2 separate regions of the Homo sapiens genome follow, and region 2 is linked to region 1. A link is a contact called in ENCODE Hi-C or POLR2A ChIA-PET data. All regions are on one chromosome and are shown on one strand. Each heading gives the region's core, a stretch centred on a gene start or an enhancer-like site at or near the end of the contact. The rest is flanking DNA. Distances are from core to core; before and after follow the strand shown. Region 1 has its middle 39 kb from the start of CCR3. Region 2 has its middle 42 kb from the start of CCR2.

The links. A loop is a pair of places that touch in the nucleus more often than their neighbours do. ChIA-PET counts read pairs that join two places held with the same protein, here RNA polymerase II (POLR2A). Pooled maps may share reads with other maps.
Region 2: a loop to region 1 is called in a pooled map, with 3 times the contacts of the local background. The contact joins two enhancer-like sites. A Hi-C loop is called at or near these places in 1 of 168 maps with a recorded cell type or tissue (B cell), 4 of 37 single-sample maps with no recorded cell type and 7 of 50 pooled maps. POLR2A ChIA-PET finds 5 or more read pairs at or near these places in 11 of 52 experiments (BJ, RWPE1, WTC11 and 5 more).

Annotation. Positions count from the first base shown.
Region 1 is chr3:46,278,996-46,283,439 of GRCh38, reverse strand. No RefSeq gene overlaps it. Among named protein-coding and RNA genes, the nearest start is that of CCR3, 39 kb to the right of the region's middle. Within about 2 kb of position 3,164, at least 3 of the 41 ENCODE cell types and tissues checked have a DNase peak (open chromatin) inside an H3K27ac peak, as active enhancers do.
Region 2 is chr3:46,310,554-46,314,487 of GRCh38, reverse strand. It overlaps the pseudogene UQCRC2P1. Among named protein-coding and RNA genes, the nearest start is that of CCR2, 42 kb to the left of the region's middle. Within about 2 kb of position 1,392, at least 2 of the 41 ENCODE cell types and tissues checked have a DNase peak (open chromatin) inside an H3K27ac peak, as active enhancers do.

The DNA.
Region 1 (4,444 bases), core at 1,915-4,414:
CCCCCTCTTAAAAGCTCTCAATATATTTATCCCTGTTGTTCTGAAAGTTCATAATGATGTGCTCGGAAGAGGGTCTGTGTCCATTTATCCTGGTGGGTACTTGGTACCCCCTTCATCTCACAGACCTGTGTACTTCCATTCTGGGAGTTTTTCCTGAATCACAACAGCAACAACAACAACTACTATTACTGCTACTACTGCTATTACTGCTGCTGCTACTACTACTACTGGGTATTCTACTTTGCGATGACACCCGTTTTTGCTATTCTTGAACTCCTTGAGTCAAATTTTGGATACAAGCCTGGACAGGAGCATGGCAGCAGCCCCTTGGAGGGCGAAGAAATGCTACATCCCTTTCAGCAAAAAAATAAGTCCTGGGTTGTTACTGGACTCCAGGGGACTCTGAGAGTTTGACTATGAGACACCAGCTTACCATGACACTCAGGTTGTTTATTATGAACTGACTGCCACCTGACCTACTTTGCCACAGAGAGACCCAATAACACTGCATCATAAAGGGGAAGTGGGATTATATAGGATGTAATCCACACAGGTTCGAAAGGCAGCATGGGCAGGTTATTCATGCCTATCCCATCCCTAGTCCCAACAACTGCCATCCTCTCCCTTCACCTGGACCTGTGGCCTCCCAGGAAGTTGGCTGCGATGATCTGTCTGAGGATGAAAACACTCATGCCTGTCTTATGGATAGAGGACTCTGCACTTTGCTTGCACCAACCTGAGGTAGATTGTGTTAGATTCAGCCCCTCTCAGGGGTAGCCCTAAAGGACAAGTGGAGAAGACACCTCCCAGGTGGCAGAAATCAAGGTGTTTATCATAGTGTCCTCTTTGCTTCGAAGGAGAGATCACCAAGGGTCAGAATCTACACATATTTCTAGAAAGTGTTTATTATATATGGTTAGATGTAAGGGAAGACAGAAGGAATTAAATGGAAAATTGTTATCAAGATTTGGAGGAGTATGTCAATGGATTTATTTGAATGAGACCCAAACCTAAAAATGTTCATATCTCATGTGAATTCTCACCAAAATGCCCCCCAGGATGGAAGAAACTTGGAAAATAGCACATGCTGGGTCACCCTTCCTATGGCAGCCAGATGATTTCTCAGAGGCTCATGAACAGCGTAAACAGTGGCACAGGGAAGGAGACCAGGCATGGACTCCACACACTGAGGCTATCTGCTTTCACTGGACCTCACCTCTTGCCTGAAGTTGGAGACTCTGATATTTTCTCCGGCTTTATCTTTCACTCTCTGTCAGCCGTGTGTTTTATCAAGACATTGAAGGTTTTTGTTATTCCCGTTTCCCAGGTCCTCTCAGCACAATATTAACCATGTGGACCAAAGTGATGTCCTGTCAGGTGATGCAGTCACAAGGTCCCTGCAGATTACAGTGAGGCAAATCACCTGAAAGTAGCATCACTCCCAGGCAGGATGGCAGCGTGTACTCTGCTCCTGACAGCTGGAGACAAACTGCTTCTTTGGGTGCCTCTCTGTACCAAAAGGGAGAAAACTGTATTTTCCTGATCTGAAGTTAGCAAACTCCAGTGTGTAGGTGCCTGTGTTTGAAAACTAGTTTTACTGGAACACAGCTGTGCCCATGCACTGACATGTTGTCTGTGGCTGCTTTCTTGCTACAACTTCAGAGTTGAGTAGTTGTGACAGAGACCAGCTGGCTTGAAAGCCTAAAATACTTACTATCTGGCCCTTTAGGAAAAAGCTTGCCAGCCCCTACTCTAGACTGGCATCTACATGCCAAATACCATGACTGTAATGATTTGCCTCAGCAAGGGGACCAAACTTAGAAGACAACACACACAGTGAAAGTCACCATCTGATTTAGTCGTAACATTCCATGGCTATTCCCCAAGACCCATCAATTTATTTTATTTTATTATTTTTTAAATTTTTTTACTGGCAAAACTGGAGCATTAAAAGGAGGTATGACAGGAATCAACATATCTGTGTCTTTCTTATCTGTGATGAGACTAATCTGCTATTTTCTTCATAGGATAGAGCGTTGTTTTTGATTTTCTGCTTTGTATGGGCAGGGGGCCTTCAGTGGCTTCCACTTGGGCCTTCCTCTGTTGTAGCCATTATTTACTGTCTGAAAGCCTAATGGGAATCCCATTCTTTTTTTTTTTTTTTTTTTTTTTGAGATGGAGTCTTGCTCTGTTGCCCAGGCTGGAGTGCAGTGGCGCGACCTTGGCTCACTGCAACCTCTGCCTCCCAGGTTCAAGCGATTCTTCTGCCTCAGCCTCCCGGGTAGCTGGGACTACAGGCCGGCACCATCATGCCTGGATAATTTTTGTATTTTTTTTTTTTTTTTAGTAGTTATGGGGTTTCACCATATTGGCCAGGCTGGTCTCGAACTTCTGACCTCATGATCTGCCCGCCTCGGCCTCCCAAAATGCTGAGATTACAGGCGTGAGCCATTGCGCCCGGCCTACTAAGTATGTTCATTCTAACACTGCACTGGAGACTGGTGAAAATCACAAGGTGGGTTCTGGGCCAAATTCTGCCTACGATGATACAAAGTCACATCAAAACTCTATCACCTAGCACTTTGGGAGGCCAAGTGGGTTGTTTGCTTGAGTCCAGGAGTTTGAGACCAGCCTGGACAACATGGCAAAACCCCATCTCTACAAAAAATGCAGAAATTAGCCAGGCATGGTAGCATGTGCCTGTAGTCCCAGCTACGCAAGAAGCTGAGGTGGGAGGATCACCTGAGCCTGGGGAGGTCTAGGCTCAGTGAGCCAAGATCGCACCACCAAACTCACTCTTGGGTGACAAGGTGAGACCCTGTCTCAAAGGGGCGGGGGAAGCACCTCTATCTCCTGGCCCTCATGGGTGCCTACTCTGAGGCTGACTAGAGTGATTTCCTGGGTCTTTTGGAATTACTGTAACTTAAAATTGGCAATCAATAATACCAAAGGCTGTGGGTGCTTCTTTTTCCCAGTGCATATTATTCCAGGAAAATTGGTTACAGGTTCATTTGGGAAAGCCTAGGTGTTAGAGTATCATGTATGACATATTGTAGAGCTCTTTTTTTGAGGTGTGGTTTTCTTCTCACTTAAAAGGCCCTCATTTTATGAAGTGACTCACTTCTGAGAATTTGGCGAGAGGCCACATTTTCTCACTACAACTCAAGACAGATCTGTTTTTTTGCCAGACCTGACATTTTCTTGACTTAATTCTTGGGATCTCCATAATGAATAAACATAGTCAGAGGCTTCCGGATGTCAGATCACTCCCAGAGGTGTTATCACCATCCTTTTCCTGTTGGCTTTTATAATGGCCACATCTATGTTGTTTCTTGCAGGTAAAAAGTCCACACTTAACATACTCCCTATCTGACTGAGGTCAAAGATTGCATTTCAATTACAGCCCCTCCCACTATCATTCCTAATGAGCTTCCCTCTCCGATCTTGTCTTTATGACAAGAAAAAGAGTGTCAGTGGTAGACTGACATTATGCTTGATAGAAGTATAACGTTCCTGTCTTCCTCTAGATGATTCCTAGGGATCTCTGGCCTTTTACACTCATTGAGGATGGACCAGCATTTGGTCCAGGTTTGTATTAGACCAATCAACAACTCTTAGGACCTTAACCATTGAGTGCAATATTTTCAATGAGTGTACATGTCAATTAATTCAGCCCAATCCAAATTTCTATTCTGCAATTTTTTATTAAGCACTCTTAAAAGCCAAACTCAGTTTTTCAATAATGTTCATTGACCACTTTCTATAATTCTTTACGGAATTTTTTCCCATACCTTGATTCTGCATTTTACCCTCTGGGCCAGGTTGAATTCAAATCCTGTTTATTAGGTGAGCAACAATGAAGAGCGAACTGTTACCTTTCTCATGCTAAGGGAAAACAGCTTCCTTAGAAGGAAAAGTAGAAATGACAGTGTGCCAGAGGGGATGGAGGAACAGGGTTTCCCAGGTCCTGTGCATCCTCCCAGATATCCCCATTCCCACTGATCCTCAGTCTATCTTACCAATGCCTTAACATTCATACAGGCTTTTTAGCAAATTTGCAAATACAACTCCTACTATAATTAAGACACTTCATGCTCTGAATTAATTTCCACCAGTCTTAACCTGGCAGCTGCAAGTAATAAGAGACTTTTTTTTTTCAACGTGGTCACAGAAAGGCTTTAAGTTTCACTCTAACTTGAGAATGAAAGTTTCAGCATTTGAATGGTCTTGCTTTAAGTTTCTCAGTGCCTTCAGAAGCAGCCATCCTACCCTCTAGTTCTGGCCTTCTTCATCCTCTTTAGATTGGTGGATAGCAGCACCTTCCTGCCAACCCCCACCCTCATCCCACCAGGCTTCATTCTCAATAGGCACATGGTCTGAGGTGATAACTTGACTAGTTGTTTAGCCATTCTATCACATGGGTGCCATTTTCCCATCTTGGAGT
Region 2 (3,934 bases), core at 143-2,642, 33 kb before region 1:
AATGTTGTAAATATTTTCTTGTAATCTACCTTGCTTAACAAGTTGCCTATATATTTTTTTCTAGGAAAGGTGAAAAAAAAACAAAGAAAGATTGCTTATATTTTTAACTTATTTTTATCATATTTGTCTTCATTTATTCATTTATTACTTCTGTGTTTTGCTTAGTAAGACCTTTTCTATTTCAAAGGAATAAAAATATTCTTCTTTTTTTTCTAGTAGTTTTAGAATTTTATTTTTTACATTTAAATATTTCATCTGTCTGGAATCTATTTTTTGCATATGATACAAAGTAGGAGTTTCACTTTATTTCTCACCAATGTATAACCAATTTTACCCAACACCATTTATTGAATAACCCATCTTTTCCCAACTGATTTGAAGGACCATCTTCATTATACGCAAAGCACCTATAAATATATGAGTTTCCTGTGACTATCTGTCTTATTTTGTTCACTTGCTTGCTCATTTCTGCCCTCATGTTAATTACTATTGCTTTATAATACATTGTGGTATCTGGAAGGATGAGATTTTATTCTCTTTCTTTTTCAAATATTGTTTGGTCCCTCACATTTTATTTTCCACGTAAACTTGGAATCACTTTGTCTAGTTTTTTAAAATCCTGTTGAATTGCATTGAGTTTATAATTTAACCTGAGGAGAATGAATATCTTTACGATAGCAGTCTTTCTATCCAGGAACATGGTAGGATGCTACATTTATTCAAGTCCTTTTTTATGTGATTCTGTTATTTAACTAATTAGATTTCATTCCCAACTTTGTGCTAATTGCCATTTCAATAAGGCACATCTTTAGCATCCTTATTCAAGTAACTTATAAATCATTGACTGGAAAATAGTTTGATATAATGCATTACAGCTTACTACTAAAGACTGTCTTTGAGAGTAAAATTAACTCATTAGTCAACTATCCTTGGATACTGCTGTTAAACTAGTCTTCATTTCTAATTTAGCCTAGCCATCCCACAGGATTCAATCCAATCCTATCCAGCCCAATTCAATCCAATTAAATGGACCTCTCATTACTTGAGTTCCACATGCTAAGGTATGTATAGGCAGCAGAGAGTCTGCCAAATATCTTGTTGTCAATCAGCTTCATCAGGCATTCCTGGAATTATCTATCAAGTAATTTTGTTGACAAAGGGAAATGTGGTTGGTGTGGCATGAACTGTTTTTAGTGGATATGTGCTGTCCTATAATGTAAGAATTGGTTGCTCTGCTGGAGGAGTATGGTGGCACTAGGCCAAGGGATTAAGCAACAACAAAACTAGGGATGGGCAAGTGTAGTAAAACTGGGAAGTTGTTGCCTAAGCATGCATGAGAAGAAGTTAACCAGAAGCTCATTGGCATTGTAGACAGACAGCAGGGAGATTCAGTCAGTGACTGGGGGTGGAAATGAACAAGCAATATTCAAGAAGTTCACAAACTTTGGACATTGAGTTTAGTAGAATGTGTAAGTGTTTGTTTCGTAAGTCTCTTACGGTCTAGCCAGAGGAAAAGGACATAAAAAATAAACAGGAACTTCCAGGAAGATAGAGTAGAAGTATTTTTCCATATTTCTCCTATTAAATATGACTAAATCCCTGATCTAAAACAAATAAGAAAACTCCAAAAGGTGGAGCAGATTAGCTAGAGACGTTGGGACCCAAGAAACCATACGGTAGTAACATCACTGGATTTTCTCTGTGTCTCACACATCCCAGACTGTGCTGGAGAAGCTAGGAACCTGGAAATACAACAGGTAAACACAAAAAAATACTTCCAACAAAAGTCTGCTCTTTCTAACCAAAGGGCTAGAAAGACAGAAAACTTTTGGACCTCAAATACTCCACTCTAGCCAAGCAGTACAGAGACAGCTATGGCCCCACACCCACCCATGCTGCTAAAGGCCCATTGGGAGCAAGACTTCCACCCTCGACAGGCTATATTGAGGCCTTCAAATCTCTCTTCACTCCTGTAGCAGGCTGGTATCAGCGAAGGCCAGGTAGGGAGCTGGGGCTTTCATCCCTATCAGGCAGTAATGTGGCCCGCTTCCTCCTCCCTGTAGCATCAGTGGGACAATGTGGCAAGTCTGGACTTCAGCTCCCACCTACCAGTAACAAAGCTTCCTTCCCACTCCCTACTCGGGTTGTTTTAGAGCAGGAGGGCTAGTGGAGAGGCAGGACATTTGCCACCACCCAAAAGTAATGTAGTATCAGTGGAGGCTTCATGGGAATAGTAGCAAGCCACCAGGACAGTATTAGCAGAAACTTAGTGGGGGGACTCCCACCCTCACCAGCAGTAACAGGAGCCTCTCCCCACTTTGGGTATCAATGGAGACCAAGTGGATAATGGACTTCTACCCCTACCTGGCAGTAATGAGGCAGTGCCACCCCTTTCCCTGCCAGAGCAGTGTCAAAGGAAACGAGCTAAAATAGAGGTTTTAAATAAGAAATAGAAAATATAAAGAACTACATGGAAATTATAGAAAATACATTTAAAAACTTGCCGAATGGTCCTTTAAGCCAGAAGTTACTATGGGTCACGAACAATCTTGAGACTTTATTCCCTCTTTTTGAGACTTTATTCCCTCAAAGTTGCCCCCAAAGTTAAAGCCACAGCTACCCCCATAGGAGTGGCTCCACATCATCAGGACCTTGAGATCATCAAATTTCCAAATGGTTTTATGATTTCTCCTTTGGAAAACTATGCCCTGCATCAAGAATTGGTTTGTTCATTAAAGCAGGCAGTAGCTATGAGGACTCCAACAATTTAGTAACTTCTCATTTGCTGTGTCTTGCATCCAGTTTGACTACGAAAGGAGCTTCATTTTTCAAGATAGCCCATGACATTGAAGCAGCTGGTGGTAAATTAAGTGTAATTGCAACAAGAGAAAACATAGCTTACATCATGGAATGTCTGCAGAGTGATATTGATATTCTAATGGAGTTCCTGCTCAGTGTCGCCACAGCACCAGGATTTGGTCATTGGGAAGTAGATGCCTTCAGTCTCAGCTAAGGATAGACAGATCTGTGAATTTTCAGAATCCACAGGCACATGTCATTGAAAATTTGCATACTGAAGCTTATTGGGATGCCTTGGCTAATTCCTTGTATTGTCCTGGCTATAGGATTGGAAAAGTGACATGGGAAGAGTTACATTACTATGTTTAGAACCACTTCACAAGTGCAAGAATGGCTTGGTTGGACTTGGTGTGAGTCACCCTGTTCTAAAGCAAGTTGCTGAATAGTTTCTCAACAGGAGGGGTGGGTTTCTTTTGTCTGGTACAAAAGCCAAATACTCTGGAGGTGAAATTCAGGAACAAAATGGAGACAGTCTTGTCCATGCTTGCTCTTGTAGCAGAAAGTGCTGCCACAAGAAGGGCACAGCAAATGCATTTAGTGTTTTTCAGCATATCAAGAGGGACACCATATGTCAAGGGGCACAGTGATGCCACCAGCTATCTATAGCAGGCTATTGCCAAGGCAATTCACCAGCCACTTGCTATTTCTGTTTTTAATGCTAGTTACTCCAATTTTGGACTCTTCAGGATGTACATTGTCTTCCAGGCTGCAGCTGCTGGAGATGTTATCAAGGCTACCTATAACCAAGTGGAAATAATTGCTCAAGAAAAGCTTTTCAATGTCCAGGCTGCCAAGAACAAACTGAAAGCTGGATACCAAATATAAGTGAAGTCTTCCGAGGGTTTCATAGAAGAAGTCAGGCCCCAGGCTGTAGTTACTGGTTCTTACAAGCCAATATCACCAGTCCTTCAGTAGATTAGTTGGTTGGCTAGTGCTGTCATCATCAATTCTGCAAAGAAGTTTGCTTCTGGCTAGAAACAAACTTCTACTTGTTAATGGCAACAATTGGAACATACACCTTTGGTTGATGAGTTGTAATACAGAAGCACATATTATAGGAAAGGGCTGAACATTC